Linked DNA regions of Homo sapiens: all the other regions are linked to region 1. The links are chromatin loops, found by intact Hi-C in ENCODE. Cell type or tissue: heart right ventricle. All regions are shown on one strand.

Region 1 (8,000 bases):
ATATCAAAACTTGTTTTAAATGTGGAAGCAATTGTGGATATAATTACAGAGTATGCAGTTCAACACCCTCTTGCTCATTAATATATATGGACCCTCTAATGGATGTTCATCATTCCTTGGGAATCAAATCTGGCAGGTCAGATCCAAAGAAGATCATTCTTCCTGGTTGTCAAGTAGATAATAGCCTAAAAAGCAAATCAATAGCAATATCCAAATCAATTGCACCGTTTAGAACAGCAAGGCCCACTTAAAACTCAAATTCCAATTTCGTTAGTACTCAGAAAGAAATATTAATTATAAGGATACAAAATATGCTATATAAATCTCACCTCTTCTCATTTGACCTCTCCCGCTCATATTTTAGTGGGTGGTAGCCAACAGGTATATTTTGGCTTTGGTTGTAGTGGTTGGGGATGGGTGAGAAAAGTTGCTTCCTGTATTTATATAACTCATCTGTTTGTGTGGACCTACTCACAACTATTCTTGTCATTGTTGCAAAATTCATAGTAATTTCTCAGTTTTACAGATTTTGCAAACTTTGACTTACTCACATTTGTAATTACAAACTGCAATTAAAATTCTATGGCTTTGTGCCATTTCCTCTAGAGCATCTCTTTTTGGGTAACCTGTAAAAGACAAAGGGATGAGTGGGTCCTGTAAACTCCATGAAGCTGGCCAGGATGGCTTCAAGAAGGCAGCTTTGGAAATGAAGGTGCATAGGCTCAAAAGTCCTTGGGCACTGCCAGCCATCTTTGTTATATCATCTGTTGCTGTGACCATCCCTGTTCCCAACCCTAAGCCAATGTAATATATAAGCTGATCTTGAAGTCTGGAGAAGGATTAGTGAGCTGGTGGAGGGCAGGAAGAAGGAAGGTGTAGAGAGTTTGAACAACCTGTGCCAATGTTCAAATGGCAGAGAGATGGCTCTTCTGAGGAGTTGAGAGGAGACTGGAAATGATGGAGCATTGCTTGCATGTGAAGATGAGGCTGAGCAGTTGGCAAGGGTAAGATCATGTAGACTTGGGCAGGACATGCATAGCCATATAGAAATCAATTGCAACGTTTAGAATAGCAAGGTCCAGTCAAAACCCAAACCCTAATTTTATTAGTACTCAGAAAGAAATATGAATGATAGGCATATAAAATATACTATGTAAAGCTTACCTCTTTTCAGTTGACCCTCCTTCCTTCTATTTCAGTGGATAGAGTAGGCAAAAGAGGCATATTAGCTTTAGTTTAAAGTTCATTCTGAAAGTTAGGCTATTTGGTGAAAATTTTCAAAGGTGGAGCAACATAACTAGATATCAATTTTAGAAGTGAGAAAAACCCATCCTAAAGATGTGGTTGGAGTGGTGGGGATGGATAGATCTTTAAGATGTAGAATTAACACTATTGATGACTGGCAGTTGGAGTGAATTTAGTATGACATTCACATTTCCAGGCAGGTAACTTGAAGGACAATGGTGCCATTGATTAAAACAGATATTATTAAGTATTACGGTTATTGTTAGAGAGCAAATATGAGATGAGGGATGGATATTTTAAAAAAAGAAGATAGTGGCTCATGCCTGTAATCCAGAACTTTGGGAGGCTGACATCGGCATATTGCTTGAGCTCAGGAGTTCGAGACCAGCCTGGGAAACATGGAGAAACCCCATATCTACAAACAAAAAAACAAAACTATTTTAGCCAGGCATTGTGGCGCACGCCTGTGGTCCCAGCTGCTTGGGAGGCTGAGGTGGGAGGATTGCTTGAGTCCAGGAGGTTGAGGCCGCAGTGAGCCAAAATGGGTCCCTGCAGTCCAGCCTGGGTGACAGAGTGAGACCCTGTCTCAAGAAAAAAAAAAAAAAAAGAAGAAGAAGATGATAATGTTTTATGGAGACTTTTTAGCATGAAGCTCTCTAATGTGCACAGCTAAAAGAGGAAAAACAACATCATCAAAAACAACAAAGGGATGCCCAACACCCAACCCCCAGAAATTCTGATTTAATTGGTTAGAGCGGAGCCAGGCATTAGGTGTTTTTTGTTTGCATTTTTGTTTTTATTATGGTAAAAAAAAACCCAACAACATACATGAAATATACCCTCTCAACAAATTTTTAAGTGTACAGTACAGTATTGTTAACTACATGCCCATTGTTATACATATCTGTTGTGCAAATCTCTAGAAATTTTTCATCTTGCATGACTGAAAGTCTATAATCATTGAACAGCAGCTCCCCATTTCTCTCCCTCACTAGTCCTTGGTATCACCATTCACATTTCTCCTTCCATGAGTTTGACTGCTTTAGTAGATACCTCATACACGTGGAATCATACAGTATTTGTCTTTCTGTGACTGGCCTATTTCACATATCATAATGTCCTCAAGTTCTTCTGTGTTGTAGCATGTGTCAGGATTTCCTTCTGTTTTAAAGCTGAATAATATTCCACTGGATGCACCCACCACATTTTCTTTATCCATTCATCAGTTGGTGGGCCTTTAGGTTGTTTCTACCTCTTAGCTATTGTGAGTAGTGTTGCAAGAAACATGGAGGACAAATATCTCTTCAAGATCCTGATTTCAGTTCTTTTGCATAAATACCCAGACATGGGAATGCTGGATCATATGGTAGCTCTATTTTTAATTTTTTGAGGAATCTCCATACCGTTTTTCATAGCAGCTGCTCTATCTTTTTTCCCCACCAACAGCGTACAAGGGTTCCAGTTTCTCCATTTCCTAACCAACATTTATTCTTTTCTTTCCTTCTGTTTCTTCTTTTCCTTTTTTTTCTTTTAATAGTGGCTGTCCACACCGGTGTCAGATGGTATTTTATTGTGGTTTTGATTTACATTTCTTTGATGATTACTGATGTTGAGCATCTTTTCATACACCTGTTGACCATTTGTATATTTTCTTTGGAGAAATGTCTATTCAAGTCATTTTCCCATTTTTAAATTAGGCTATTGATTTTTTTGCTATTAAATTGTATGAGTTTCTTACATATTTTCCATACTAACCCTTTATCAGATATATGGTTTGCAAATATTCTCTCCTATTCCACAGGTTGCCTTTTCACTCTGCTGATTGTTTCCTTTGCTGTGCAGAAACTTTTTAGTTCAATGCAGCCCCATTTGTCTACTTTTGCTTCTGTTTCCTGTGCTGTCGGTGTGATATTCAAGGGATCATAGGCATTAGGTGTTTTTATAAAGCTTCCCCAGATGACTCTATTGTGCAACCAGGACTTAGAACCATTTGTCAAAATTACACCTTGCTATGATGTAAAGCCTATGGTTCCATCTAGACATAAAAGTCCTCTCAGTAGAACAGCCCAGCAGCTGAACACATTTATAGTCTGTGTGGCATGGTGATCCCTACAGGGAGGAGTGTGTCTAAATTTCTGGATGGGATAGGAGTGGGGTAGTGAGAATGCAGCTGGAAAGAGCACATTCAATATTGTTAAATAATTTTATCTCCGAATAATAATTTTTTCATAACTTAAACTACAAAAAATAACAATCCACTGGAGTCACATTAGTTCAGAAAGTCTAGAATGTCAGCTCTCTGAGGACAGGGATATCTGTCTCTGTCCACTGCTGTATCTCCAGCCCCCGGACAGTGTCTGGCACATTGTAAGCACTCAAAATATATTTGTGGAAGTGGCTGAGCCGCAGATTGGCTGTGGTTCTGTCCACAGTGCCTGGAACTGTTATTTTCCTATTATTATCTAGCCTCTCAGCTCTTCCTCTTTCCTGCCAGCCTTGACTTCCCGTCTTAGCTCATAGGAAGCTGTGTCCAGCAGGCATCTTCCTTCTGTGAAGCTGTAAGGGCTGTATGCAACTGGGTCCCGAGTGCAATGTGTGTGGGGGGGGGGGGGGGAGGGCGGGGGGGCGTGGGGGACGGTCATTGGTTCATCCAGGAAATGTCCATTTACATACTAAAGTCTGATTGGTCTAGAAGAGTAGCTGAGCACAATCAGTCCTGTGTGTCCACAGACCAGGAAGCTTAATATAAGTTAAGTCCAACCATATTTAACAAAATATTATGTCACTGTAGTGATGGAGTGACGATCATAAAAGTGTTAAAATGAAAATATAAAGTATGCACTGTATTAAACTTCATCCCTTCATTGAAATCATTTTCACTTGTATTTTAACAATCTGCACACTATCAAATGACAGTCTGTTTCGAATATGCCTGATAAAATTTTAAAAAACCATTGACTTGTTTCTATAGCATAAATGTGAAAGCTTTCAGAAAGAAAAAGAAGAAATGGAATATGCATACAGTTTTTCATAATTTTTATTTTATCATTTTCGAGCACTCAGATGAGGATTTGGGAAAATCTTCATGTCACTCTTTTAATAAAGCCACAGTGAGCACTTCATGCTGCTTCCACTTCCCACACACAAACTTTCTAATTATAAAAGGACCTTTTCAGACTTATTCAGGGCATATAATCTTATTTGCAGCTCCTAATTGGAGGACTGTGTTTGTTGAAAAGAACAGAAGTCTTCAGTCATTTAGAATAAAGCTGGCCCATCAACCCCTGTGGGAAGAAAAGAACTATTTATTTTATCCGTTAATCCCAAATACAAACACAATAAAGCTGTCTTTTCTAATAGTGACCTATTTCATGTTAAATTGGGATAAAGCTAGCTTTGCTCAATAAGACTATTGTTGTCAACAAAAAAGTCAATCTTATTAGGATTCCCATTGAATAACTTCCAATAACTTATCTTTTAAAATGCTAAACCCAAATCCCAGTTGAATTCTCTACGTTGTCTGCAAATCGGGAAAGGAAATAACCTCAACCGGTGAGCCCCATCTAGTGTCAGGGAAGTAAATTGCTGGTCAGAAACCGGGTCTATAATTTTTTCTTATCTTTAATCTGATTTTTAAGATTCTTCTATTTGTGCCCAAACCCTTATGTTTTTGTTTCTTTCTGGGGTTTATTTGCCTATATTTTTATTTCTAAAACTAAACAACTTTCTATACCAAGCACATTTTTTCTTGATAACTTATAAAAATACAACATTGCTTAAAATTAGCCAGATTTCCCCATTGGTTTTATTTTAAAATATTAATTTTAAAACGTGGACAGTCATGTTCCTTGAATAGCATTACAGAGCACTCATGTACTAAACTATGTTTGATGTAAACAATATTATTCACTTATCAATTTTATTTTATCAAAAGACCCCAAAGGATCTTTCTTGATATGAGTTTTAGAGGAGCAAGACCGAGTCACAGAAAAATCCAATGGAACATCTAAGGACATTGAAGATTTCGAAGTCTACTTTCTTGGGCAACATCTACATTTGAGGATTGTATTGGCTTGGAGGTCAGTTTCTTTTAGCCAACTACATCAGAGCTTAAGTGCAGTGTGTCTGCCTTCCACGCTTCTGCATTTCTCGACTGTTAATAAACATGTCAAAAACGAGTAAGGCAAGTTCAGGGCTTAGCTCCAGTCATACATGGGAAATGCCTTTGCTAATAATTCTGCCTTATAAATGCAAACCTTCTTTGTTCCCACACACACAAAAAAACTTGACAATAGCCAAATGAAGTAGAACATATTCCTCAATTTATCTACACTTAAGATATTTCAAAATATCTTTCCACTAGCCTATGTGCTCAAACCACAAAAGCAGACATAGGTATATAGAGGTATCTGGGTTATGGAGGAAAGAACAAAGGACTGAAGTTCAAATACTAACATTGCCCTTCACTGGCTGCATGTCCTTGGGAAGCCAAATCTCCCAATAGGGTGCCATGAGTTCAGGCTATGGAGCAGACAATCCCTGTTTCTCCACCTCCCAGCTGTTAGACTTTAGACAAATTATTTCTCTAAGCCTTGACTTCTTCATCTATCATGATATTTACTTCCTTCATACAGGAAGATTGTTATGAAGACTGACTGATAAAGTATGTGAAGTGTGTAGCTCAGGGTCTGGCACATAACAGAGTGCTCAGTGAATACGACTATGACTCACAAATGGAGGGACAAGCGCCCACCTCACAAGATGGTCGGGAAGACTCTAAGACATGGGAAAATGTTGGTCAACTTTAAGGCACTCTATCAATGTAATGAGTTAGGCAAACCTAGTAGGCCCCTCCTAGAAGGCCTAAAATTAAAAAGAGAGCTGTTGAAATTGAAGAACATGGGGCTTTCATAGGTCAGCACAAGCTCTGTGAGCTGAACAGAAGTTTTGTAGGTCTAATGATTTGTATTGTTGGCTTACATTGTATTTGGGGTTGCAAATTTTTGAAAAGAAGAGAATGATAGAGTTGGAAGGGAGATTGTATTAATTTAGTTTTCTTGTTTTATTGAGGAAAAAAACCTAATGTCCCTTCCTTCTTCAGAACTCCTTGCACACTTGAGATCATTTAAGAATTTCAAAGTATTTGTTTAATGTCTGCTTTTGCTCCGACTGTAAGAACCATGTATTCAGGGGCCATGTCTATTTGGGCTGCACTGTATCTTCAGATGTGGCTCTGTGTCCAGCAGTGTCTAGTAGTGTCTAGTACCTTGTCTACACATGGTAATTGCAGACAAGCTCAAAACTGCCATATAGCAAAGTACATAAGGGCATGGACTCCTCAGGGAGGAAAGGCTGGACACAAATTGGACCTCTCTGGTTTACTTCCCGTGTGACTTTGGGCAAGCTACTTAGCCTCTCTAAGCCTCAGTTTCCTTGCCTATAAAACAGAATTAATAATGACAGTACCTATTTCATAGGGTTGTTCCAGAGCTTTATGAGCTAATTCCTGTAAAGTGCCTGGAATGGTATAATTCTGTAAATTTACCTAAATGACCAAGATAGCAAAGCCAATTAGAAAGTGTTCTGGAACTAAAACCCTACCTAGGTCTTGCTCTTTATTTTTTTTTCCCCTCCATATCTTTCAAACCCTCTGCCCAGACCACTTTTCCAAACCATTAAATCTATCAGATAAAAACAGCAATGCAAAATAAAGTATTGGTTGATTCACTCAGAGGTGCTGCAGGCCTTCCAAGTCTAGCAGCAAGTTTCAGGAACTCATTTCAATGGTGTTAAGAGGCTTATGATTGCTAATAACTTCCCAGTGTCTAAAGCACAGAGCTGAACAGAGTATTTCATATTTTGCTCTAACAGCTAGTCCTTAAGGGTTTGACTATCAGATGTAGGCACGCTAGATTATGAAAATGGCACATTTAAAAATATCTCTGCACCTCACTCCTAGATGACTTTTAGCAGGTGAACTAACTGTTAGCCTCCTGGAAGATTAGATGTCAGGATAATTAGCTCTCTGCCACATAGGCTATCTACTTTTCAAATCTTATTCTCCTTTCTTCCCTATGTCTCTTAGTAGACGCAACTCATTATTACTTTATGCCTGAGTTTTCCCCTTTCTTTTCAGCACACTCATAAACCACCTCCTTGTCATGACTTATTTCACACTCAATTCATACTGTTAGCTTTGATGTTCTCTTTTACAATTCAGTTTGTATTCAGATACCAGAGAAAACAAAGAGCAAGTTAGACAGGTAAACCAGATAACAAGTATTACCTATGATGACCCGTTCTCCTATCTCTCCTTGGTCTTCAAAATTCCATGTGCTGTGGAGGAGGTAAAATGCACATTTTCCCATTTCATGGCATGTCCAGAGGTCTGTGAGTTTCTTGTTTCATTGTCTAACATTAGGGTCTCTGAGCTTTCCCATTTCATTATTCTGTACGACCTGGACTCGGCCTTATACAACTGGGGAATAACTTTTGCTTTTCTATTACAAACGGAGCCAATGAAAAGGTAGACTGAAAAAGAGTAAGATGGAGTGGAGAATTCACCAAAGGAACCATATAATTATAGAAATTTCTGGCTAGAAGAAATTTGAAAGGCTCTCTGTTCACCTCCCTGCACTTTAGCTCTACCCCATACCAATGGGACTGGTAATTATGGCTTCTATTTCAAAAGACTTCACAGGATCCATGCCTCTGCCTTCCATTTAAGACAGTTCTTCATGTATGCAGCAAATACC
Region 2 (8,000 bases), 55 kb before region 1:
TAATAGGATCTCATGTTGCCCAGGCTGGTCACAAACTCTTGGGCTCAAGTGATCCTTCTGCCTTAGCCTCTTGGGTAGCTGGGACTATAGGCACACACTACCGCACCTGGCTTTTTTTTCTTTTTTTTTGGTAGAGATGGGATCTGGCTCTGTTGAACAGGTTGATCTTGAACTCTTGGCCTCAAGCTATCCTTCTACCTCTCCCAAAGTGCTGAGATCATAGGTGTGAGCCACTGCATCTGTGGTACTGGGGGTTAGGACTTCCACGTATCTTTTTTGGAGGTCACAATTCAACTCATAACAGTGGACTCCTCCTTCCTGGACTGACTGGCTTCCTGGTATTTTGGAAAGATGGCAGTGAGACTCAAGAAAGAAAGGTCTCGATGATGTGGCACCCAGTTTGAAAGACCACAGGCTGTGCAGGATCTGAGCAGCCATATCAACAGGTTACTGAGGGCCAACCTATGGACTGTGATGCTTTCTCTGTGCACTACAACCCCAACCCCCAGATGCCCTGACACCCTGGAGATTTAGGACAGTGGCACTAACATGGCACATAGGGCATGCTTACCTCACAAAGAAGTGAGGTTTACTGTTGAAAGTTCTGAGAGATAATTAAAAAGGTATGTTTCTTGTATACTTAAGCATGTGCACCAAGATTTCTGCCACTGCACCTCTGACCAGTGCCCCCGCCACTAGGCCTGTCATTAGTGTCTGTACCTCTCTTTTTGCTCCCACCTTCAACAAGCCAAATGCTGATCATGCCAGCAGTTGTTTCCTAGCACATGTTTATCACTGACTGCTTGATTTTTCTCCCCTCTAAAGTTCTTTTTGTTCAATACTACCAGTATCGATATTAATAAATGTTATATTAAAAAAGCCTATTGCATTTGTGAAAGAAACAGATGGTGAACTCTCATAAATAACTTGCCTGGTCATTGTATCTTCTTTTTATTTCTCTTCTTCTTTCCCTTTTTTTAAAAAAAATCTTTTATTTGATATATACTGCAGACAGAAGCAAAGGGAAAAAATACGTAGAAAAGAATATGATTTCATAATCATAGAAGGAATTGTGTTCAGAGCTAGAGAACATGCAGTAATTTTCTATAGTGAAAAGCAATTTCCTTCAAACATAAGCCATAACTTTTTACCCTGTTCACAATAATTTTGCAGTTTCCACATTTCCCTGGGAAAATAACCCCCAATTTCCTGACCTTGCTTAAAAAGTTCAGTTTGGGAAAGCAGCTCCTGAGTTCATCCCCAGTCACTGGTTTATGGGAGGAAGCTTCATTCTGCAAGAAATAAACAGCTGGAGGTGCCCTAGGCCCTGGTCTCAAACCCCTTACATGTCTAATTGGCTGTGTGATCTCAGAGAGGAAATAAACGAAGGGCTTCAGTTTTGCTTTATCTCATCAGAAAACACTAATGTAAAAAATCAAGTATGCATTGTTCTCTTCAGTTGTTCCTTTATCAAATATTGAGTGCCTACTATATTTGAGTTTATAGCTCAGCTGGGAAGACAAGCAAAAATGTGAAATTACAACCTAGATAAATGCTAAGAAACGGAGGTTAGGAGTGCATACAAGGGGAATTTGAGCTAGTTAGGGATTCAGGGAAGACTTATCTAAGGAAGGACCCTGCATGCTGTCGTCTTAAAGACTGAAAGATGGGGTGCAGACTGGTGTGTGATGGGCTGGAAGGTAGATAGGGCCAGCATGTGCCCATGCAGAGCTTTCCAGACCGTGGTAAATATTTGGTCTTTATTCCAAAGCAGTGACTGGGGAGCATGTTTTATGTGTGTGTGTGGGAGGGCAGGGGTGCGATTGTTCATCCACATCAAGTCCCTGGTGACAGATGTCATGATAAAAAGTGAGTCTCAGCCAGGCACTGTGGCTCATGCTTGTAATCCCAACACGTTGAGAGGCTGAAGCAAGCAGATCACTTGAGCCGAGGAGTTTCAGACCAGCCTGGGCAAGATGATGAAACCCCGTCTCTGCAAATAATACAATTAGCTGGAAGTGGTGGCATGCGCCTGTTGTTCCAGGTACTCAGGAAGCTGAGGTGGGAGGATTGCTTGAGCCCAGGATGTCGAGGCTGCAGTGAGCAGAGATCACACCACTGCACTCCAGCCTGGGCAACAGAGTGAGACTCTGTCTCAAAAAAAAAAAAAAAAAAAAAAAAAAAAAAAAAGAAGAAAGAAAAAAGCAAATCTGTATAATTCTTTGAGAAGTTAATGTTAAAGACAGTTTTTGGTTTATCAGATCCTTGGGTATGTTATTTGGTTCACAATGCATCCACAGAGAACCAGAGCTGAATTCTAATTAGTATATAAGCCATCTGTAGCCACAAGATTGTAAAGGATGATACAATATTTATTAAAAATATTGATAGACAACTAGTTAGTCATGTAGATTAGCTGGAAGGATGCATATCAAAATGTTGTTAAGGGATTTGTTGGTGACTTTTGATTTTCTTTTTTGGTACATTTTATATTTTTCAAGTTTTCTGGAAGTAATTTTTTTAAGAACTCCCTAAAAATATAACTGAGTGTCAGAGGCACCAGGCATGCATGCCCTTTTTATTTGGGAATTGAACAGTATGGGATCAGGTTACTGTGAGGCAGGGGCTTCAAAAGAATAAAAAACACTGGTGTGCTATAGACCAAATTATGTCTTCCCCAAATTCATGTACGGATGCCTTAACTCCCAGTATGGCTATATTTGGAGTAAGTAAGTAATTAAAGATAAATAAACTCATAAAGGTGGAGCCGTGATGTGATAGGTTTAGTGTCCTTATAAGAGACACCAGAGAGCTCTTTCTCTTTCTCCCCACCATGTGAGGTTGCATGAGGAGGCACCATCCATGAACCCAAAAGCAGGCCCTCAGTAGAAACCCAATTAGCTAGCACCTTGATCTTGAACTTCCCAGCCTCCAGAACTGTGAGAAATAAATGTCTGTTGTTTAAGCTACACAGTCTAAGGCATTTTTAAAAAGCAGCCCAACAGACTAAGATGGGTGGTTAAATTCCATGGCCACAGTTTTTCTGAAAAGATGCCACAGAAAAGGAGAAATGTACGCTGCATCTTGTTCAATTTTATTACATTTCATGTTCTTTTTGTGATGAAAAAAAATGCTACCATCTAACGCCTACCAAAAAAATCAACAGATCCTCACAAGAAGCATTTGAAGTATGGGAGCATGTCTAAATGTACATTTATGTGCATGTAATGCTTGGAGAGACATAAACACCGGCCCCAAATAAAATCTGAGCCAAGTTTTATCCACAGAGACCGAAACAGGATTTTTGCACTGTGCTGTCTGCTGAAGGGTCTACAGGCTTCTGAGAGTCAGAGAACTTCTTTGTTCTATGAGAAGAGCAACATTACAGGGGCTTCAGAGATGGGAGGAGGCTCTTCCCCAGGCAGAAGCAAAGAGTCTCAGGGGAAGGGATGTTAAAGCTGCGTTCTGAGGTATGGATAGGAGTTCACCGAGTGGGTGAGGAGAGAGAAAGTTCTCTTGTGAGTTTATGAGAGCAGGAACCAGGTCTTCTTTTTCTCTGTGCCTGGTACCTCCGTGGTGCTTTGTGGAGTGTATGAATAGAGGAGCGCAGAGGTCAGATGAAGCAGTATGTAGAAAGGTCCTGGGGCCAGAAGCAGTGTGAGATGTTTGAAAGATTCTAAACTGTCTGATATTGTTTGTGTATGTGTGGGGCATGGGAGCAGGGTGGGGTAGTGAGGAGGGGCGAGAGGATGGCTGGAGTAGAGGGAAGTGGAGCACAAAGGAGGTAAGGATGGAGAGATAAACAGGGGTGGGATCATGCAGGGCCTGTATACTGCGCTTGGAAGTCCAGACTCGGCTGTGTGGGCAATGGCATCGTAGATTTGCCAGCAGGTGGCAGAATCAGAGTGGTAAGTGGGTCTTCAGATCTTAGACATGCTTCCTCCATTTCCTTCCAACGTAGTTCTCTTTATCTATCATGTAACTTCGCAGGGAGATGTCTGGCCTTAGAGGTCTGGGGTCACTGCCAGGCATGGGGATGCACCTGGGTGAGTTTTCCAACCCTCCCCACTACCCTGTCCTCAGGCAGAGCTGTAGAGGGGCAGGCCATCTTCTCTTTCCTTTTTAATTCTGTCATTCTCCCACACACCCAGAATCCCCGCTGCTCATTTTCCTGAAACCGTGGAGCTCCTCTCCGAGTGGCATGTACCAATTTAGGGTTTGCTGGGTAGGAAACTGTACAAACTCTGAGGTGGGCCTGAGGCAAGGTGAAGGGAGATTGTGTAGAGCATAGCCTGGAGGAGGAGCTGGGATCCCTGTCTCCCTGGAGCCGGTGGAGGATGCTGAAGAATGGAATCTGAAGATGCCCTGAGAATGTTTGGGGATCATGAGAAGTTTATGAGCTCCACACATCTCCAGCAAAGAGCAACACAGAAGATGGGCTTTTGTGTGTTAGGCAAAGAGGATGGCAGGAGGCCAGGAGGCTGTTCTGAAGGATGGCAGTACCCTGAAGACTCATCACATACATTGGATGTGTAATGTTACCTCCCTATCTCTGTGCCATACACACCCCCAAACCTCCAATACACCAGGTGTGATCCCATAGCCAGCTCCTCCCTTCACCTTCTGATGCCAGACTGGCAGAAACAGTAGTAGGAGGCTCCCCACCATAAGGAACCCAACTGGAGTGAAAAACCCCAGCCCCACTGCTAGGCTATCAGGTGCCCGTGCAAACCAGACAGATACCCCTGCCTTGAGCCATTCTGTAGCCACCTGCTGCAAACAACCTGCATCACCACTTTTACCTATCCCCAGTGCTCCCCAGCTGTGTTAGTCTTACTTTGCAAGTCCTCTGTCCAAAAGAGACTCTCTCAGAGGATCATCCTGTAGACAGAGAGATCCAAGATTAAAATACATTTTTAAAGGGCATTGTCAAGACTACATGGAGAGAAATTGCATGAAAGACAAAAAAAAAAAAGCCCAAATCAAAGATGCAGTTGCCACTGGCTCTCTGTCTCTGTCAGACAGGTAACCGAATCTCACAATGAGGCCCCCGGATGCATCCATGGGACACACTCTGTACGTGCCACAGATGGTTCTCACTTCATACATATTTCATCTGTTTGAGTGTATGTGGTTTGGGGCAAATAAAAGCAAAGCGATTTTTGTGTCTCCAGCTCTGCCTTCAATATTTAGAGATTGTATTTCCACCAGAGCCTCTGAGATGTAAGTAAATGCAAACGATCCCCGCCAACGAGTGTTTGAGCTCTCTGTGGAGAGGGGGGCTCAAGGTTGTAGATTCCCATTAGCGAATTGGCATCTCATCCTCTCTTCTCCCCAATGGGCCCTCGTATGAAGCTGAAATGCCAAGTTATTTCCTCAGAGAAATGTTTCCCTCACATAGAGTCACACGTCCTCAACTGTAACCGACTATCTCTCTGCCAGCCTCCGTCTATGGTAACTGACATCAGATGAGCACATCACATGCAAAAGTGCTGGTGCCATAAATCTTTCAAAAGATTAAAGGGAGGCAGAGAATCAGGCACCAAAGCAGGGAATAGAAAGTATGGTGAATGACAAAGACAAAGGCTGTTGTGATTTTCTGTAAGATTAAGAAACTATCAGAAATGACCAGAAGTCCTGTAATCTGCCTGGGCCTATCCCATGCAGATCTGCTGACAGTGCTTATCAGTGCCTTCTGGTCTCCCTAGGAGATTTTTAAAAAAGAAGTCGAATAGAAATAGTCATTGCAAATATCTTTATTTCCAAATATATCTCCTCTGAACATGTCAGATCTCATTCTGCCACCTCATTGCTTAAAAACCTCTGATGGTTCTCAGTGTTCACAGAAAAAAAAACACAAATTTTTTAGCATGCAAGTCCTTTACCTAACATCTCATCATACTTTCCTGGGCTCCTTGTCAGCTGCTCACTTGTGTGTGAATTATATTTGACCACTTGGGACTCTCATGTATTTTAATACCACATGTCTTCGCTTATGCTGTTCCTCTGCTGGAATGCTGTTCCATGCATTCTGTGCCTGGCCTCCTCTGACCCATTCTTCACATCCAGACCCCTCTAGGAGAAACCACTGCAGGAGAACTCATGCTTGCCTATGCATGTTACAAAAGTCTTTATCAATTCCTCTATTATAACATTGTTAGACAACATTGTTACTGTTTGCCCACACTTCTCTCCTTTGCTGGACTCTGAGTTCCAGTCTTGATATCTGACCATATTCATCAAAGCCCTGGCACATAGCAGGGGCTCAGTGAGCATTTGCTGGACTGAATGGAATGGAATGTTAAAGAAGAGACATAACATCAAATCCATAAGTGATGGATAAGACCCAATGGTATGTTCTGACAAGATTTAGAATAGGCCTATATAGTGTATTAGTCTGTTTTCACATTGCTAATAAAGACATACCTGAGAGTGCGTTATATATTTATTTATTTATTTATTTTATTTCCATAGGTTATTGGGGAATAGGTGGTGTTTGGTTAAATGAGTTAGTTCTTTAGTGGTGATTTGTGAGATCTTGGTGCACCCATCACCCAAGCAGTATACATTGCACCCTATTTATACTGTTTTATCCCTCACCCCCTTCCCACCCTTTCCCCAAATCCCCAAAGTCCATTGTGTCATTCTTACGTCTTTGGATCCTGTAGCTTAGCTCCCACTTATGAGTGAGAATATATGATGTTTGGTTTTCCATTCCTGAGTTACTTCACTTAGAATGGTAGTCTCCAGTCTCACCCAGATCACTGTGAATGCCATGAATTCATTTATTTTTATGGTTGAGTAGTATTCCATCATATATATATATGATGAAATACATATGTGATGAAATATATATATGATGATATATATATATACTGTGATATATATGTGTGTGTGTGTGTATATATATATATAACAGTTTCTTCATCCACTTGTTGATTGATGGGCGTTTGGTTTGACTCCATGTTTTTGCAATTGCAAATTGTGCTGCTATAAACATGTGTGTGCAAGTATCTTTTTTGTATAATGACTTCTTTTCCTCCGGGTAGATACCCAGTAGTGGGATTGCTGGATCAAATAGTTGTTCTACTTTTAGTTATTTAAGGAATCTCCACACTGTTTTCCATAGTGATTGTACTAGTTTACATTCCTACCAGCAGTGTAGAAGTGTTCCCTGTTCACCACATCCATGCCAGCATCTACTATTTTTTCATTTTTTGATTATGGCCATTCTTGCAGGAGTAAGGTAGTATTGAATTGCGGTTTTGATTTGCATTTCCCTTATCATTAGTGATGCTAAGCATTCTTTCATGTTTGTTGGCCATTTGTATATCTCCTTTTGAGAATTCTCTATTCATGTTCTTAGCCCACTTTTTGATGGGATTGTTTTTATCTTGCTGATTTGTTTGAGTTCCTTGTAGATTCTGGATATTAGTCCTTTGTCAGATGTATAGATTGTGAAGATTTTCTCCCAGTCTGTGTGCGGGTTGTCTGTTTACTCTGCTGACTGTTACTTTTGCAGTGCAAAAGCTCTTTAGTTTAATTAAGTCCTAGCTATTTATCTTTGTTTTTATCACATTTGCTTTTGGGTTCTTGGTCATGAAATCCTTGCCTAAGCCAAAGTCTAGAAGGGGTTTTCCAGTGTTAGCTTCTAGAATTTTTATAGTTTCAGGTCTTAGATTTAAGTCCTTAATCCATCTTGAGTTGATTTTTATATAAGGTGAGGGATGAGGATTCAGTTTCATTCTTCTACACGTGGCTTGACAATTATCCCAGCACCATTTGTTGAAAAGGGTGTCCTTTCCCCACTTTATATTTTTGTTTACTTTGTCGAAGATCAGTTGGCTATAAGTAATTGGATTTATTTCTAGGTTCTCTATTCTGTTCCATTGTTCTATGTGCCTATTTTTGTACCAGTACCATGCTGTTTTGGTGACTATGGTCTTATAGTATAGTTTGAAATCAGGTAGTGTGATGCCTCCAGATTTGTTCTTTTTGCT
Region 3 (8,000 bases), 120 kb before region 1:
TAGCATCTCAGTGTCAATTGCCAAAGGATGCCTCTTAAGGGGGACAAATTGTAAAAAGTGCTGCTGCCTCCAGGCGGAACTGGCCCTACCCCCAGGTAGCCTTTGGGCAGAAAGACCAGGTTGGATTTTGGCCTTCACATACCTCCTTTGTCAGGCAACCTGGAGACCAACTTCTAGAAGAATTAGTGGACTAACAGGAACTGAGAATCACGTTTATATATATATATATTATATATATAATATAAAATATATATAAAATATAATATATATAAAATATAAAAAATATATATAAAATATAAAAAAATATATATATAAATAAAATTTTCTGGAAATTTTGCAAGCAAACTTTGTACAGAATGTGAATTCCAAGCAGTTGAGATACCTGCACTTTCTAAATTGTCTGAAATAAACTTTGCAATTATTCAATTATAGTTGTTAGGTCTTAATCACATTGAGCACAGTTTTTGTACTTGCTTTCAGTATATGGAATTGACATGCCCTTGTGATTTCAAAGATGCAGTTGCTAATAGACTCCCAAGGGGAGAGACTTGGGACGTTCTGCTTTGGTTGTTGCACTCCCAGTTCAAGACATTGAAAGAAATGTGGAAAATTTCCCTGATGATATAAGACAGAACATTTTCTTCTTTCATGCAGCAACCCGACCTGCATTATCCTTTCTTGCGTATTCCTATATAGTCTCTTGAATTCACTGTCATGTTTGATTATTGTATGAATGATCTATCAGATTAAGTTTGACTGCATAAATCACAAAATCCAAATATCAGTGGCTTATACAATGCAGAAGCTTATTTTTTATTTCATGTCAAAGAAACCTGGAAGTCACCCAGACTGGTAGGGTAACTTCACAGTCATCAGAGACCCAGAAACTATCTTTCTGCTCATTTCCCCACCCTTAGTGTGTAGCTTCCATCCTCAAGTTTACTTCATGGTCCAAGAGGGCCAATGAAGCCCCAGCCATTAGGCCCAAGTCCCAGGGAGGAAATAAAGAAAAATAGAAGAGCCAAAGGTTATATGCCTCCTTGCTGAGTCAGCCCCCCTTAGGACACTTTTTAAAAGTCTCATTCAACAATTTCCATTTTTACCCCACTAGCCATTTTTATCTGCAAAGGATGCCGGGAGGCATAGTTTTCTAGCTGGGCACATTGAGACCTTTGACAATAGAGGAGTCTGTTGTCAAGGCAGAGGAGAGAATAGGTATGGGGTAAGCAACCATAGCCTCTACCACATATGAGAATTTAATTATCTGATGCCCATGAAAATGCAGACTAGAAAACAAAATGCAGGAAGAGTTACCACACAGAGTTGCTGCGTTGCCCTAGACAGTCATGGCAGCCTAGCCACTGGCCTGTCGGTGGACTCCCTCAGGCTCCTCTTACCTGGACCCGCCCCGTTCATTTACCATTCACACTCTCTCTATTTCCAGCACTGCCCTCTCTCAGGCTCCAGACTTGCATAGCAATTACTGACCATATGGCTCCTCACAGGACACTAAATTCAAGATGCTCCCAAATGAGCCAGGAACTGCTCCTCTTAGTACCTGTGCATCAGCTGCCCAAACCGCACACCTGGGTGTTATCCCTGACTCCTTCTTCTGACTCATACACTTTACAAGTTCTTCCTGAATTACTCCCGGATCCTCCCCATCCTCCTCATTTCCAGGACTGCCACCAAGATCAAGCCTGCATCACCTCTCACCTGGACTGCCGCTGCAGCCTCTTGACGGGCCTTGCCTTCTTTATTCTTCCCTCTGGCCAATCCATTCTCCACACAGCAGCCAGAGAAATTCATTTTTTTAAAAAAAAAAACAAACCTGATTATGTCACTGCATGGCTTACTACTCATCAATGGCTTCTTACTACCCTTAGAGAAAAGCCCAGCCCAGTAAGGACTGAAGGCCCTGTGTGATCTGGCCCCTGCCCCCTCACTCCATGCCCTTCTCCCCTTCGCTCTGGCCCAGCCACAGTGATTTTCTTTCCCTCTTGCTAATGAGCTAATCCCTTCCCTGCCTCGGGCCTTGGCATACACAGTTCTGTCTGCCTGGCACTCATTTTCCTCAGATTCCCACCTCTTTGTTTAGTGCATTAAACAAAGCATTTTTTGAGGCATTAAATTCATATACCCCCAAACCATGCCAGGTTGCTGGAGACTCTCATAGCTCACTGCCCTTGTGCTTTGAAGCATTCCTCAGCCTTCTAATTACTTGCTCCACTGTCAGATCCTTGAGGCCAGGCCTCCTCTCTCTGTTCCTCTCTGGACCCCTTGTACCCAACACAGCACTGAACACCTATTCATTCAGTGATCCAGCCCTTCATTCATTCACTCATTCACTCAAAGACATTTGTTGTCATTTCTGTCCCCATTTCTGGTTTGGTAGTGGAAAAAGACTTAGTGAAATAATTGCCCAAATAGTTTATTTGTTAGAGTTAAAATCAGGCCTGCAAGCAGAAAGAGAAGGCATTATGAACGATGTAAACAAGACATAGGAGGTGCGAGGAGAACGGAAGATGGATTTTCTATCAAGAACAAGAATGGGAAGATTTTCTGCCATCTTGACTCTAATTCTTATCTCCATTTTCACCCTGAACCTTACACTAGACCAAGTTACATAAACCCAGTGTGAGACAAGTTTAGTTGAAATATTCTTTTAACCAATTAATTGCCATTAGTGCTGCCTCCTTGGAGCTTCTGACTTCAGAAAAATAATCCAGGAACGTTCTGCCACTAATTCTTCTACCTTGCCCGCCACCATTTTTCTGATTATTTTTCTACTCTCAGACACTCTCTCCATCATAGGCTGGCTCTGCTCGTCTTGGAGCCTGTGTAGAACAGGACTCCATGTGCCAAGCTAAATCTGCTCCGCTTCATCATCGCTTAGGCTGCCAAATTGGGTCAATATAGTTTTAGAATGTAAAAATATATTTCTATTCAGTATATATATTATATATATATTTATGTGTTCCAGTATATATATACTGAAGTACATATTTATATGTTCCAGTATATATATATATGTATATATATACATATATATATACTGAAATATATATATGAAATTTATAAATTGTATTTATACATACATAAGGAAAGAATAGAAACACCAAGGAAGGCCTGAGGGCAGCTTTGATGAAGATTATGGGATGGTTAACCACCAACTCTTCTCTTCCCCAGTCATCCTGGACAATTGGCCATTGCTTTCAGCCTATTAACACCCTCAAGATGCACTGAACATATGTTGACAGTCAAGCACTGATGTGTCTTAGAGCATCAGGTGGTAAACAATGATGAGTTTCCTGGCTGGAATTTGGAGGTCAGAGACTATTCTGGGGTCCCTAATCTTCAAACACCCAGATTTCTTGTGGGCCAATCTGTCCTCCACCTGCCTTGTCCACGAAGGAGTAGAGAGTGGATGAAGAAGCCGGATTCTTCACGTGAAATCTCTGAGCCTGGGGCATGGGAGAGCCCACCCAGGCTCAGGCCTCAGCCCAGGCATCTTACCTGCCTAAGTGGTAATCCCTGAACAGGAAGACCTTTTGGAGAATTCTTTACCTCCTGTCCAAAGTGGCAAGTTGGCCACAAGGGGGAAGCATCACACAAAGATAGTGCTCTGGCCGACCTGCTCTTTGCTCTGACTTTCCTATTGTTATCTGGGCCAGGAAGGCAGGTGAGGAGGGCCCACTGCCGAAGGCTGTGGTTCAGCTGAGACCATGCCCACCTGATGTCTTGAATATGGCCATGAAGCCAATGAACACTCGATGAATAGTAATCGACATGTGATGAATATTCAGGATTTAATTTATTAATGAAATTAAGCAGAGCCCTGGAAAAGATAAGCGTAGGTGGCAAAATTCTTAGATCTGAAGATTCATCATATGCTGAAAACTGGGAATTGAACAATCTGGTTCCAACATGGGCCCTGCAATGCAGTCACTGGTCGTGGGCTTTTCAGGCCATCTTTTGGCCTCGTCTGTCATTCCCCTTTCTGTCTTTATTACAGTGCTGCTGTGAGGATGAAGCAAGAGAATATGAAACTGGTGATGAGGTATTGCAAATGTACAAGACCTACAACTCAGGCAAGCAAAAAAAATGCAGCGCAGCTGATCATTACTGTAGATGGTCATGACCTTCCTGAGGTGGGGGTGCGTGTGTGTGTGTGAGAGAGATTCAGCCTGGCATAATTTAGTTTAAATCTTAGGTCAACTTAATAATCGAAATAGCCTTTTAAAGCTAGGGTGCCAACCTTCCTGTTTGTCAGGACTTTTCCAGTTTTGATACCCCGGAGTCCTGGGCCCTGGAACCTCCATCAGTCCGAGGAAAACCAAAACTCAACTCAAGTCTCCTCAGGCTCTCTGATCCCCTCCCCATCTTTATTTATTCTCCAAAAAGGCTCTGGGTATAATTGTGGAAGGCCGTGGCTCCCAGACTCTCAGCAGGAAAGAAGAGCCCAGACCTTTGGGTCTCTGTGCAAAACTCTGAACCCTTTCTGCCTCTCTTGAGGGTGGCAGGACTGGCTTTGCAGACTTGGTGGGCTCCCATGCTGGGGCCCACTGCTAGAGTCTGCGGCTTTTGCTCTTTATCTCAGTCTCCACTGACTCCATCCCCTTAACTCTGCTCTCTGGCCAGGCCAGCAGCCCTCATGCCCACCAGGGCCACTCCCTCTGCCTGTGCACTTCCCAGTCATCTGCTCGCCATGGGGAGGACTTGAGCAGCTGGAAGTGCTGCCTTTGACTCATTTGATCATCCATCTCCACAACAATGCCTATCACTGCTCTTGTCCCATTACAAGCTGCTGTGGCAGACAAGGGCTTTTCCCAAAGGCTTGCGGCCTCCCCAGAATGACTCGGAACACGAGCACTAGCAACATGTCTCCAGCCTTCCTCACACATCAACTGGGTACCAGTGACGGCTTGTCCTGGGCAGAACTTGAAGATGACCACCAGGATTCCAGGCCCTTGGTGCACACACCTTCTCCCAGTATTCAAACACTCACCTAGGTGCTGTGTGTGGTGAAGGGCTTTTGCAGATGTGATTAAAATCCCAAATCAGTTGATCTTAAAAGAGGGAGATTACCCAGGTGGTACAGACCCACTCACATGAGCCCTTTAAATACGTGTTCAGAGGTCAGGGACAGATAAGTCAGAGAGATTGGAAGTGTGAAACAGCCAGAAGGAGAGGCCACATGGCAAGGAGCTGAGGGCATCCTCTAGCATTCGAGAGCCATCCTTGTACAAAAGCTAGCAAGACATCAGTCCCACAACTGCCAGGAAAGGAATTCCGGAATTCTGCTAACAGCTGGAACATACTTGAAAGTGAACCTTTCTCTAGTTGGTCCACCAGATAGAAACACAGCCTCTTTTTTTTTATTATTTATTTTTTATTGATCATTCTTGGGTGTTTCTCACAGAGGGGGATTTGGCAGGGTCATAGGACAATAGTGGAGGGAAGGTCAGCAGATAAACAAGTGAACAAAGGTCTCTGGTTTTCCTAGGCAGAGGACCCTGCGGCCTTCCGCAGTGTTTGTGTCCCTGGGTACTTGAGATTAGGGAGTGGCGACGACTCTTAACGAGCATGCTGCCTTCAAACATCTGTTTAACAAAGCACATCTTGCACCGCCCTTAATCCATTTAACCCTGAGTGGACACAGCACATGTTTCAGAGAGCACAGGGCTGGGGGCAAGGTCACAGATCAACAGGATCCCAAGGCAGAAGAATTTTTCTTAGTATAGAACAAAATGAAAAGTCTCCCATGTCTACCTCTTTCTACACAGACACGGCAACCATCCGATTTCTCAATCTTTTCCTCACCTTTCCCCCCTTTCTATTCCACAAAGCCGCGATTGTCATCCTGGCCCGTTCTCAATGAGCTGTTGGGTACACCTCCCGGACGGGGCGGCTGGCCGGGCAGAGGGGCTCCTCACTTCCCAGTAGGGGCGGCTGGGCATAGGCGCCCCTCACCTCCCGGATGGGGCGGCTGGCCGGGCGGGGGGCTGACCCCCCCACCTCCCTCCCGGACAGGGCGGCTGGCTGGGCGGGGGGCTGACCCCCCCACCTCCCTCCCGGACGGGGCGGCTGGCCGGGCGGGGGCCTGACCCCTCCACCTCCCTCCCGGACGGGGCGGCTGGCCGGGCGGGGGGCTGACCCCCCCACCTCCCTCCTGGACGGGGCGGCTGGCCGGGCGGGGGGCTGACCCCCCCAACTCCCTCCCGGACGGGGTGGCTGCCGGGCGGAGATGCTCCTCACTTCCCAGACGGGGTGGCTGCCGGGCGGAGAGGCTCCTCACTTCTCAGATGGGGCAGCTACTGGGCGGAGGGGCTCCTCACTTCTCAGACGGGGCAGTTGCCAGGCATAGGGTCTCCTCACTTCTCAGACGGGGTGGCCGGGCAGAGATGCTCCTCACCTCCCGGTCGCGGCCGGGCAGAGGCGCTCCTCACATCCCAGATGGGGCGGCGGGGCAGAGGCGCTCCCCACATCTCAGACGATGGGCGGCTGGGCAGAGACGCTCTTCACTTCCTAGATGGGATGGCGGCTGGGAAGAGGCGCTCCTCACTTCCTAGATGGGATGGCGGCCGGACGGAGAGGCTCCTCACTTTCCAGACTGGGCAGCCAGGCAGAGGGGCTCCTCACATCCCAGACGATGGGCGGCCAGGCAGAGACACTCCTCACTTCCCAGACGGGGTGGCGGCCGGGCAGAGGATGCAATCTTGGCACTTTGGGAGGCCAAGGCAGGCGGCTGGGAGGTGGAGGTTGTAGGGAGCTGACATCACGCCACTGCACTCCAGCCGGGGCACCATTGAGCACTGAGTGAACGAGACTCCGTCTGCAATCCCGGCACCTCGGGAGGCCGAGGCTGGCAGATCACTCGCGGTTAGGAGCTGGAGACCGGCCAACACAGCGAAACCCCGTCTCCACCAAAAAAATACGAAAACCAGTCAGGCGTGGCAGCGCGTGCCTGCAATCGCAGGCACTCGGCAGGCTGAGGCAGGAGAATCAGGCAGGGAGGTTGCAGTGAGCCGAGATGGCAGCAGTACAGTCCAGCTTCGGCTCGGCATGAGAGGGAGACCGTGGAAACAGAGGGAGAGGGAGACCGTGGGGAGACAGGAGAGGGAGAGGGAGACCGTGGGGAGACGGGAGAGGGAGAGGGAGAGGGAGAGAAAACACAGCCTCTTGACACCTTCTTCTGCCTTCTTCCCTCGGCTGAGGGCCCACCTAAAACATGCAGTCTCCTGACCCATGGAAACTGTGAGATAATAAATATGTGTCATGTTAAGCCACTAAGTTTATGATAATTTTCTACATGGTACAGAAAACAAATTCATTGCCCCTTCTTTGCGTAGATGGGAAGAGGAACCACCTTTACATATTCCTTTCTCCCCAACTCCTTTCTCCCTTCTCCTTCCCTACAATCCTTCCAATTGGACAGGCAGACTTTTCCTTCCTTAGTACAGCCAGACCTGTGGCCTTACTGCCATGTGGGAAGGAGTCTTTTCTCAACAATTCCAAAGATGTACATGATTTGAGACCTCCAGGTGTAAAATGACTGTGCTCTGAATACCCTAGCATGATTTGGAATTGAAGATAACTGAGGATTAATATGGTGGTTTGCCATTCCCCAAATACTATCCCCCTTACACGTTATGAAGATGCAGATGTTATATATGATTACAGCAAATGCTGCAAGTGGTGGTCTGAACAAGGAGCAAAACAAGTTTTACTCCTTGACATTTTCTGAGTAGATGCTCAAACTTACTAATCCAAATTTATTTATTTCACTAATATTGTCTATTCCAAATTAATTTATTTCACAAATATTGTCTCAACTTTCTGTTACTGGTTGTCAACATAGACTTAGTATTGGCAAATCATCTACTCATATTTGTGAAATGTGTGTCCATTACCAGGGGCCACTAGGCTATGTGTTAAGGCCAGTTAGAAGCCACAAGAATCAAAGCAACACTTTAAACTGGAGGGTCAATTTTATTTGA

Evidence for each region. A loop is a pair of places that touch in the nucleus more often than their neighbours do. Peaks named below come from ENCODE experiments on the same cell type or tissue, not always from the same donor. Only the 100,000 strongest peaks of a DNase experiment are listed, where the experiment ranks them.
Region 2: a loop joins it to region 1, with 7 times the contacts of the local background. A loop is called at or near these places in 33 of 110 quality-filtered maps.
Region 3: a loop joins it to region 1, with 9 times the contacts of the local background. A loop is called at or near these places in 81 of 110 quality-filtered maps.

What each region holds. Positions count from the first base shown.
Region 1 is chr4:54,436,236-54,444,235 of GRCh38, forward strand. No RefSeq gene overlaps it. Among named protein-coding and RNA genes, the nearest start is that of LINC02283, 110 kb to the left of the region's middle. In heart right ventricle, a CTCF peak has its summit at 4,814 (motif pointing left); a DNase peak (open chromatin) is centred at 3,735; H3K4me3 peaks cover 893 bases; H3K27ac peaks cover 1,845 bases.
Region 2 is chr4:54,380,887-54,388,886 of GRCh38, forward strand. No RefSeq gene overlaps it. Among named protein-coding and RNA genes, the nearest start is that of LINC02283, 52 kb to the left of the region's middle. In heart right ventricle, a CTCF peak has its summit at 3,891 (motif pointing right); a DNase peak (open chromatin) is centred at 3,887.
Region 3 is chr4:54,319,419-54,327,418 of GRCh38, forward strand. No RefSeq gene overlaps it. Among named protein-coding and RNA genes, the nearest start is that of LINC02283, 9.5 kb to the right of the region's middle. RefSeq lists enhancers at 5,324-5,981, 5,982-6,639. In heart right ventricle, a CTCF peak has its summit at 3,600 (motif pointing right); a DNase peak (open chromatin) is centred at 3,603.